Regions from separate parts of the Mus musculus genome. Here regions 1, 2 and 4 are each linked to region 3. The links are chromatin loops, found by intact Hi-C in ENCODE. Cell type or tissue: heart. All regions are shown on one strand.

The links. Hi-C counts contacts between places; a loop is a spot of excess contacts. Peaks named below come from ENCODE experiments on the same cell type or tissue, not always from the same donor. Only the 100,000 strongest peaks of a DNase experiment are listed, where the experiment ranks them.
Region 1: it touches region 3 in a loop (2.0-fold over the local background); 3 of 42 quality-filtered maps call a loop at or near these places.
Region 2: it touches region 3 in a loop (2.4-fold over the local background); 2 of 42 quality-filtered maps call a loop at or near these places.
Region 4: a loop joins it to region 3, with 2.1 times the contacts of the local background. A loop is called at or near these places in 3 of 42 quality-filtered maps.

The regions. Positions count from the first base shown.
Region 1 is chr15:83,582,660-83,585,159 of GRCm38, forward strand. Ttll12 (tubulin tyrosine ligase-like family, member 12) reads right to left here. Exons shown (of 14, transcript NM_183017.2): 6 at 1,997-2,073. Among named protein-coding and RNA genes, the nearest start is that of Gm52182, 8.7 kb to the right of the region's middle. In heart, a CTCF peak has its summit at 969 (motif pointing left); no DNase peak of the experiment used is centred here.
Region 2 is chr15:83,573,169-83,575,668 of GRCm38, forward strand. It overlaps Tspo (translocator protein), which reads left to right. Exons shown (of 4, transcript NM_009775.4): 4 at 602-1,035. The coding sequence ends at 790. It overlaps Ttll12 (tubulin tyrosine ligase-like family, member 12), which reads right to left. Exons shown (of 14, transcript NM_183017.2): 14 at 1,926-2,500. Among named protein-coding and RNA genes, the nearest start is that of Tspo, 11 kb to the left of the region's middle. In heart, a CTCF peak has its summit at 1,385; DNase peaks (open chromatin) are centred at 826 and 2,059.
Region 3 is chr15:83,382,322-83,384,821 of GRCm38, forward strand. The region is part of intron 7 of Pacsin2 (protein kinase C and casein kinase substrate in neurons 2); the gene reads right to left. Among named protein-coding and RNA genes, the nearest start is that of Gm41368, 2.1 kb to the right of the region's middle. In heart, CTCF peaks have their summits at 100 (motif pointing right) and 1,520; DNase peaks (open chromatin) are centred at 1,070 and 1,510.
Region 4 is chr15:83,593,956-83,596,455 of GRCm38, forward strand. Ttll12 (tubulin tyrosine ligase-like family, member 12) reads right to left here and starts at 1,202. Exons shown (of 14, transcript NM_183017.2): 1 at 994-1,202. The coding sequence starts at 1,155. Gm52182 (a long non-coding RNA gene) reads left to right here. Exons shown (of 2, transcript XR_003951515.1): 2 at 382-1,491. In heart, a CTCF peak has its summit at 1,426; a DNase peak (open chromatin) is centred at 1,256; H3K4me3 peaks cover 1,873 bases; H3K27ac peaks cover 1,663 bases.

The DNA of each region.
Region 1 (2,500 bases), 200 kb after region 3:
TCTGCCATCAGGACAGCAGGATGGCTTAGATGTTCGTAGATGCTGGTTTCTCATATGAGAATGGATGGGTAGGAGTCAGGCAAGCATAGGGAGAGCTTAGTATCTGGGACTCCACACACTCCACTCTGAACAACAAACAATGAGGCAAATTTCTCCTCCCCGTAATGACACCAAACTCGAACAGTTTCTATTCAAAACTACATCCTGGAGGAGGGTCAGTCTGGCCTGAACTGGCTTAGGGTGCAAGGGCAATAAGCCATACCTGTCCCCCAGAGGACTTTTAGGGAGAATCCTTCCTTTATTTACCATCTTACGTTCTTGCATAATTGGCAACAGATCTGATCAAGGTCAGATGTATTATGGGAATAGACACTCACAGTGAGTGAAGGGCTAAGAGATCTAAGCCTCTTAGTGAAAACGGAGAAGCCAGCTGTAGTGGTGCTGGCCTTCATCCCAGCACTAGAGAGGCAGAGGCAGGTGTGCCTCTAATACAAGGCCAGGCTGGTCTATGGAGCAAGTTCCCGAATAGCCAGGGCTACAGAGAGAAACCCTGTCTCAAATGACAACATAATCATCAACAAGACCACCCAAGTTATACCCCGAGGAACTAACTTTCTCTTGAACCCTGTACAAGGAAACCCCAGACAGTAACTGGGACACAAGTTATCTCTAGTCTGGGGCCATTCCTTTCTAATTTCTACTGACTCTTTGTTTTCAATAAGTTTCCCTGCTACTCTACGATCTGTGTGAACTTTCTTCTTACATTCATTTGTGTGTATGTGTGTGTGTGTGCACAGAGATCAGAAGACAACTTGCGGGAGGCAGTTGCCTTTACTGGCCGAGCCATCTCGCTGGCCCTTTTATTTCATTCTCCAATAAGAGGCTTAAAACTGCTGACACCAGCAACCTCCCAATCCTGCTTGATCTCAGCCTATGAGGCGAGCTAGTGCCCCCCAGAGGACTCTCCTGAATCTGCAGGGCTCCTGTGCCCTGGGACAGGTCTTAGGTCATACTTCAAAGCCAGCACAGAAGTGAGGACAGGGCCTAGAGGTGGCTGTACTTCTGAGGTTATTAAGTGGGAAGCAAAGAGGACTCAGAGCATAAAGGTGAGGTAGGTGGCAGCTTGGAAGGATGCTGCAGTGTGAGGGCTCAAAAGGAGGCCTAGCCTGCTGGGATGGGGCTGGCACCGGGCTGTTAACTTGCCTGAGTCTAAAATGAGTGTGAACCACAGCTGCAACCGGGACTTACTGGGCCCCTAACTAGTCCGTTCCAGAGGGAATAGAGGTGTGTGTGGGTGTGGGGTTTGCAGTCTTATCTGTGTCTCAGGACACACCCTTTGCTTGGCTGGGGCTCTGGCTTCAGGCAAGAGGAGGACCCAGTAGGGAGGCAGACCCCAGGACCTGGTAGACCTGGACGGAATGGAGCACACAGCCCAATTCTAGCTGTACCAAGTTTGAGTAGCCATAGGTATGGCACCTGGGGGCCTGTAGGGAGGGCCCCTGGAAAGGCAGAAACCCTGCTCAGCACTGGGTAGATATGGCTTTGTATTCAGGCCCCGTGGCATGGAGGTAGAGCTGTGCCTTTTCCCCATCACTGCCTATACCCTCAGACTCCTGGGACTGGTTTTCCTGGCAATATAGATGCCCTTTTCCTTTATTGAGATAGGGTCTCACCCTGTAGCCCAGGATGGCTGAGAACTTGTGATAACCTCCCTGCCTCCATCGCTCATGTTGAGATTTATAGGAATGACACTGAGCCTGGCTGTTTCTAATTTTTCCAGGGCAAGTTTAACAGCCGCCTCCTGCAGGCAGTCTTGCCTGCTTTCTCACACTCCTCTGTGATTCGAAGTGCTCTGGTACCATTGCCAGCACGGCTAGGTTCCAAGACTCCAGGACACAGCCACTGACCTGGGGCCCAGAAAAGTCTTGTTCTGGGACCTGGGAATGGCAGTCATAGAAGTCAAGTCTCAGTGACAACAGAGAACAGGGCTATGTACCTGAAGACGTGGCCCTGGGGACGTGCCACTGGGCTAATGGCGAGCGGCAGTTTCTCCTTGTTCTCCTCCAAAATGGCCTAGAATCGGAGAGAGGCGGAAACAGACCTCAATGAAGGAAGAAGCAAATAACTGATCCTGAGCTTCTCCTGTGCGCCAGGCCCCACCCCTCACATCCTTGCCTCTCTCCGAGGCAGCCCAGGGCTACCTGACCTGATGCTCTGGACTCAGGCCTCTCAAATCCCCAAGAATCCAGGCTGGGCAAAGAACAAGACACACATTGTTCTCATTCTTCCAGACACAGGTGGCAAGGGGTGCCAAACCTGTGCTGGGAGGAGCCGCTTGGTCTGAGGGGAGCCCCTGAGGGCTGTTCCTGTCCTAAACTGGTTAACAGTTTAAAACATGTCCAGACTCTGACACTCCCTTGAAAGGCAGAGTGTAGTTCATCACAGGACCCAAGGAGCTATTTCTAAATGAGCAGCAGAGAGGAAGCGAGATCTGAGCCCA
Region 2 (2,500 bases), 190 kb after region 3:
AACAACAACAACAACAAAAAAAAAAAACCAAAAAAAAAAAAAAAAAAACAAACCAGTTCGGGCTGGAGAGACAACAACAACAAAAAACCCTTGTGACTTGATTGGAAAAGGATTTAAAAAAACAAAACAAAACAAAACAAAGCAGTTCTTGTTTAGATCTGGCCTGTAGTACCAGCAGAGGCAGAAGGATTGCTATAAGTCTGACAGCCTGGTCTATAAAGCTAGTTCAAAATCAGCTAAGGCTACACAGTGAGACCTGTTTTTTTTTTTTTTTTTTTAAAAAAACGCTTTGGCTGAGCCACTGTGGGTATATCATACCAGCAGCAGTCTGGCCCTTACACTGGCCTCCTAGGTCAGCAGCACTTTACAATGTTGTATCTACAGGTCAGAGGCCTTTCAGATGCTGTTCCCCTCCGGGATATGCTGTGCCCTCTTGGGGCTTTCACACTTGGTACAGTCAGGCAGGGATTTGCAGCCAAGGAAACTGAAGCTGAGAACAGAGGTGGGCATCGGGCATCAGACCCTAAGGTTCAGCAGGGCTAAGTGAGGCTTCTAGACTTGGCATGCATGGCCTTAGTCTTCCCATCTTCTGTCTTTGCAGGCCTTGGCCGATCTTCTGCTTGTCAGTGGGGTGGCGACTGCCACAACCCTGGCTTGGCACCGAGTGAGCCCGCCGGCTGCCCGCTTGCTGTACCCTTACCTGGCCTGGCTGGCTTTTGCCACCGTGCTCAACTACTATGTATGGCGTGATAACTCTGGCCGGCGAGGGGGCTCCCGGCTCCCAGAGTGAAGGCACCCAGCCATCAGGAATGCAGCCCTGCCAGCCAGGCACCATGGGTGGCAGCCATCATGCTTTTATGACCATTGGGCCTGCTGGTCTACCTGGTCTTAGCCCAGGAAGCCACCAGGTAGGTTAGGGTGGTCAGTGCCGAGTCTCCTGCAGACACAGTTATACCTGCCTTTCTGCACTGCTCCAGGCATGCCCTTAGAGCATGGTGTTTTAAAGCTAAATAAAGTCTCTAACTTCATGTGTAACAGACTCTGTACTTAGTGGAACATCTGGCCTGTTGGACAGGCAGATGGTGGGTGGCAGCTAAGCAGGATGGTTCTGCTGCTGAGGCTGGGCCTGTCTGGGCTGGTACCACCCAGGTTCTCCACCTAGGGTGACCCAACTGGCAGGAAGAGGGTAAATTCCAGCACCCTTTCACCTGCTTCAGCCTGCTTCCATAGGCCTCATGGGTATACAGGGCACAAATGACCCATCAGGTATCACAGGCAACCATGTTGGACATTTTGATGGGTAGTGCACCCAAGACTTGGGAAGGGCTTCTTGGCAGTGCTCTTCATAGCGCTCCAGCAACTCCCTAGTGATCTGAAATGGGGGTCACGCGCCACCTACAAATGTGCTTCCCTTGCCCACCACTGGAGGCACCTTCTCTTCTATGCTGTCACCAGCTCAGATGACAATGGCTTTCTGCAGCCTTTAATGAGAAGGGCACTTGGCCTACTGGTTTAGACTGGTCTCTGGCTTGTGCTTATTCCCACAGCACAGGCCTTAAACTTTTACCCCAGCCAACTGTCAGCATGGAAGCCATGTTGATTTAGGATTAGAGGGTGCTAGAAACACTTGAGTTTGTGGTCAGCCACTGGCATCTCCCAGGCGGCCAGGCCAGGGCCTACAGAGCTCAGCTGCCTACTTCCTTCTTCAGCAACACCGCTGTGGCTACCTAGGCTCTCCAGCCTGCTGCACATGCCCACCTTGAGCACGTGCTGGCCTTTGATGACCCCTTAAGTGGAGAGAGCGACCAGGGTGTGGATGAATACCAGGAGGATTTGTCAGAGGTATAACCACTGTCTCTACAACTGGCTGGTGGCCAAGCCTGATGCTGGGCCAGCTGGTGCATGTGAAGTACCTGACTTCTTTAGAAGACTTTTAAATTATATTTTTGTGTGTACATGCCTGTCCAGTCACATGTCCCATGGTATACACATGGAGGTCAGAGGACAACCCGTGGGAGTTGGTTCTCTCTCCTGTAGCTCCCAGGGAAGTCTTCAGGCTTGGCAGCAGGCATTTTTACTCGGTGAGCTGTCTTGCTGGTCCTCTGCCAGCCCCCAGAGCCTCTTGACTACCTCATGAATTATGGCCTCTCATCCCCACTCCAGAACAAGGAGGTAACATAGAGAATGCTATTTCTCAAGGCCACCAGGTGGGACCAAGCCTCAGACCCTGCGGCCCCCAACGCCCCCTTGGGTTGGTAGTGTGGACTGGTCAGGTCAGATCTCTTCTCCAGCTTGGAACTGGGACTCTAACTAGGAAGCTAGACTGCCTTAGGGAGCTCGGAGGTCTTTCTTTTCCTTCTCATTTCTCAAAGCACACGTGGTGACATGTTGGGTCTGCTTGCAACCTTGGAGGGACACAGCCGCCCTGCCAGCCCAGCCCAGGCCTCTAGGGCCCCAAAGAGAAAAGACCAGGTGGAAAGGAGGCGTATTTTACTGCAGT
Region 3 (2,500 bases):
GGACATTTATTTTTCTTTATATCCTGACTTTAAAAAAAATTTATTTAATGTATATGAGTATATTGTAGCTGTGTTCAGACACATCAGAAGAGGGCACCAGATCTCACTATAGATGGTTGTGAGCCACCATGTGGTTGCTGGGAACTGAACTCAGGACCTCTAGGAAGAGCAGTCGGTACTCTTAGCCGCTGAGCCATCTCTCCAGCCCACTTACAGTCTTTTATTACAGTCCTGGAGAGCCTTCTAATCCCATTGCTTGCTCAACCATGGCTCTTAAGGTCCATCCTCCTTGTGCCAGCATTGGCTCTTGTGGTCTTAAGCCAGTCCAGTCCTGTGGGAAGCCTGGCTGAGACTGCCTCTGCCTCTGCTTCCCAAGTGCTGGCTGGAGAAGCCACAGTAGCAAGGGATCTCGTAGCTGGGAACAGAGCAGTGTAGTGGTACATCTGCCCGACTTAGGCATGCAGCTGAGTTGTGTGTTCTTTACAAGGGATTTTTGGGGTTGGAGATTTATTACAACAATGTCCTCAAAGGGTTTCTGTTTTCCCAACAAGAAGCTGTCATCAACTGTTGAAGTACATAGTTGGAAAGTGCTAGGTCTTGATTTTCCAGGAAAATACCATGTGTTATCCTTAATGAGTTCTTACCTTAAATCTCCATTTATCAAACAAATATTATTATAATCAATAAGATGACTAGTCAGGTAAAAGCACACTCCTCAAACGGGAGACAACCTGAGTTCAAGCCCCAGACCCCATGTAAAGATGGAAGAACAGTACCAGCTCTACAGAGCTGTCTTCTGACTTCACACTCCCTCTCTCCTCTCCCTCCATCCTCCCTTACAAACACAAATTTAATTTAAATCTAATGCACCTGGGGCACAGCTGTGTTCCCTCTTACAAAATATCGGGGTAACAAGTCATCGTAGATTGGCATTAAGCCTAGCTTTTGACTTGTCAGATGAGAAAATAGAGAGGCCAAGAAAAACTGAGCTCTCTACAGTCTTGGGCCGTGGATCTCAGCCCAAGTCATCACGTCTATTAATGACTGTGCTGATGGAAATAAGTGGGCTAAGACTCAGTTGGAACCTCAAGTTCCCCAGAGGACCTCTAAATATAGATGGACTCTTAACAGGGCAGCTCTTGGGGATTGGTGGGATCAGCACCAGGAACTTTGGAAGGAAGGGCTAATGTCAATCTCTCTGCGACAGAACTGGGGGCAGTACAGACAGGGGACTGAGTGGGCTGTCTACATGCAGAAGGAAGCTTGGTGATCCATGAGTTAGTCACAAAATAGGAACTTACTTCATCCTTGTGGCATGAAAAATGAAAACAACTTCATTAGAGAAAGTCAGACACAACCTGGTAACAGCTATCAATGTGAACACAGGGAACATAGGAGGGCTGCTTCCCAGCCAGGGGCCCACAGAGAGGAGCCCACAGACTCCGTGACTTCCTGGAGGGAGAGCCCTGGCCAGGCTTTTCCACAGTTCCCCTTGTTGGTATAGCAGGCGCTCTGAAGGAGGCAGCAGAGTATCATGCACATGGTGCCCTGAGCCACACTAGGTAGCATGCAGGTTGGAAGCTGAAGCCAAGCTATCCTAAGATGGCACTCAGGATCCTCCTTCCCAGTATGCTGTGCCAAGGCAAGGACCATTTCCTCTATGGCCCCTTCCACTAGGAAGGGCCCTGGACCCCAGTGTCTCCTGGGGTCCCCCCTGTTCCGCAGACTCCTGATGGGTATATGGAGCTCCTGCCAGTTAGAGAAATCAGGAATTTCCAGAGAACATAATGTGGAGTGAGGACTGATGCAGCAGTAGGAACTGTGGAACTTGTGCGGAGCCCAGGTCTGTGTGATAACCCAGCATTGATCAGCTGATGCCCTGCAATAACTCTGGGTTGCTATTCATACTTTAACATGGAAAAAACTAAGCCACACAAGGGATACCTGCTTGCTCCAGTCCCATAGCTGCTACAGCGTAAGGTCAGATGCAGCCCAGGCTCTGTTTACTGTCAGGCCAGAAAAGCCATAAGGCCTTGCTGGAGGCATCTGTCTGGCTTGGAGGACTCTTCTCAGCATTTACAGGGTGGGGGCTCATAGCACACCCAGTGAATGAGGAGCACAGAATGCCTATGTTCAGGGAACAAGGCTGGTGGTACTCTTGGCCACTACCTTCTACATCGCAGTCAGGGAACTGGGTGAGCCTGGCGAGCAAGCCCTAACCTCAAGATCCCAAGGCCCTTAGATTTTAGCATAAAGACACTGCACAGCCCACAAATCTGAATATTTACAGCCCAAGGCAGGAAAAAGCACCCAGAAAATGGTGAAGAAAAGCAGCTCATTGATACCGGCCCCACTGGGGCCCAATAGAAGGCCTGGAGACTGAAGGCCACTTCATTTCTGGGACACCCTGTACGGTGGGATAAACACAATTTGGCTTTTGGGGTTTTGTTTTTTTGGTTTTGGTCTAGGGCAAGAAGGGAATACCAATGCTAAGTGACGG
Region 4 (2,500 bases), 210 kb after region 3:
CCTACCAAACCGGTCACTACAGCTGCTTGCCCTGGGGCTGACGGCCAGTTATAACCTCACGGTATTGCCCAGGACCATCAACAATGTAACACTAGCACAAGGCTGGCTCCTCCTCTTTTACTGTCCCACAGGGCTAAGGATTGAGGCGCCTCCCAACCGCCAGCATGCTATAGTGAGCTGCAGTACAGCCCTACGTATAGGCTTAACCAGGAAATATCTGGCCCATACACAGTGTGGAACTAGATCAAAGAGGGTAAGCCTACCCCATTGAGAGGCACCGGGGAATCCTAGCTTTTGGACTCTCCCAGTCACCTGAAGGCTTAGTGGGTCTCAGATAGGAGGTGGTGTCCTGTGAAAAACCAAGCTCTTGCTTCGCAAAAGACCCTCCGCCCAGCCTAGCAGCTGCTGTCTTCATCACCCAAACCCTGTTCTCCGACGGAAGAAGCCGGGCACCCCGTGGAAGCCTAGCTCAGGTGAAGGATGGAGCCATTCTCTCAAAAGATGGGGGAGACCTTCTAAACCCTCTCTTAGCGTCGTCTCCATGTCTCAGGGCCTCCATTCTCTTTAGTGTACAAAGGGAGACCTGCTACTCACGCCGTGGGAAACAACTCCACAGAGTTCTACGGACTAAGCAGAGCTGCACAGAGCTGACTGAAATGATGCCGGTGTAGCTTGAATCTAACAGGAGCTCCTGCATCCGCCGGAGCCTCAGTTTCCTCATCCGTAAGTGGAGTCGCGAGTTCTACTCTTAATATATCAACCGAGGCGTTGGGATGCTGCGAGCCAAGCGCATGCCGGTTTGCAGGTCCCTGCGCATCCTCGGCGGGCCCATAACCCTGCAGGATGGCGGCACAGGCGCATCTCTCGGCCTGTACCCTTCTGACTCCCAGGTACATCCTGCTCCTGAACTTATAAGTGGCTCCCCTTCAGAGCTGCTGAGCTGTGCTCCCCACTCGACCGCATAGCCTGCCCGCAGCCCGTGCCATCTCGTACCTCGTGCTCCAGCTTGTGCAGAAGGCGGCCCCATAGTCGCTCTGGGACTCCCGAGGCGCGCAGCGTAGGGCCGTGCAGCGACACGAACTCGTCCAGCAGCCGCGCGTTCAGCCTCTCGGCGCGGCCGGGACTGCCAGGCTGCGGCCCGGACTGGATCTCCATAGTGCTCGGAAGAGCACGGCGCCGCCCACCGCAGGATTTAAGCGGACGGCGCGCACGCGCCTGCGTCCTGGGTTGCGAGGTTCCAAGAGTGCGCACGCGCGCTGGGGGCGTGTCTTCTCCATTCATCCCAGGACTGCCGCGAGGGATTCTGGGAACGCTGCTTAGAAGCCCCAGAGAGTCAGAATCAGGAGAGATTGTCCTCAAGGAGCCGGTGAAGCTGAGATGGGGAGGGGGTCGGGAAGAGGCAGAAGGTGCTCCCCCTTGCGCTGGTTGCAATCTTGTTTCGCCTGAATTTTTTTTTTAATTTTAGTTTAAAATTTTTATTTTTTTATTTTACGTGTGTGAGTGCTTTTATTTTACGTGTATGAGTGTGTATGTAAGTGCATATATGGCTCATGAAGGTTAGGAGACTGCGTCAGGTCCCTTGGAACTGGAATTACACATGGGGTGCTGGGATCCAAACCGGGTCATCTGCAAGAGCAGTTAACTACTAAGCCATTTTCCCAGACTTGTTTTGTTTTATTTTGTTTTGGTGTGTGTGTGTGTGTGTGTGTTTGTGTGTGTGTCACAGCGCACTTGTGGAAAGCAAAGAACAAAACATTGTAGAGTCTGTTCTCTTTCCATTTTTATCAAACGCAAGTCATTAAGATTGCATGGCAAATGCTTTACCACTGAGCCATTTGCTAGGGCTTGGTTATCATCATCATATTGCCACAGGGTCACATTCAGCTCAGACTAATCTGACCAAGAAACTCACTTTGTTTCGAAGGCTGGCCTTGAACCCTTCCTCCCTCCACCTGTCAAGCATTGGGAGACACCAGCGTGTGGGGATCCTAGTTATATCTCAAAGGTGGACAGATCTTTCTAGGGATTGGAGGAGCCTTCTCAGTCCTTGGAATGCCTTGTTGAATTCAAAGGTTGTGATAACTTGGTGTGCCATCAAAAGGGTTATTCCACAAGTGCAGAGATCAGCTTGCCTCTGCCTCCCAAGTGTTGGGATTAAAGGCATAAGTTACCACCTCCAGCCGCTTTCTTGCTTCCTGTCTATCGAGGAAAAGAGAGCCCTAAATTCAGAGAAAGACTCTGTCTCAAGAAATTAAGCAGAGAAAGGCAGATGAGGATACCCAATATCTTCTTTTAGCCTCCACTTGCACATGGCACACTCCCTCCCTGTATGCATGGACTCATATACCCACAAGCCCTCAACAATCAATCAATGACTGCATGGATCATTTCATCATATAATTTGCTAGATGGAGATGAGATAGAGGGTAGTTTAAAATTTTTTTCAATAGATGTATGTGATGGTTTGAATATCCTTGCATAAGAGAGAGAAACTGTGAGG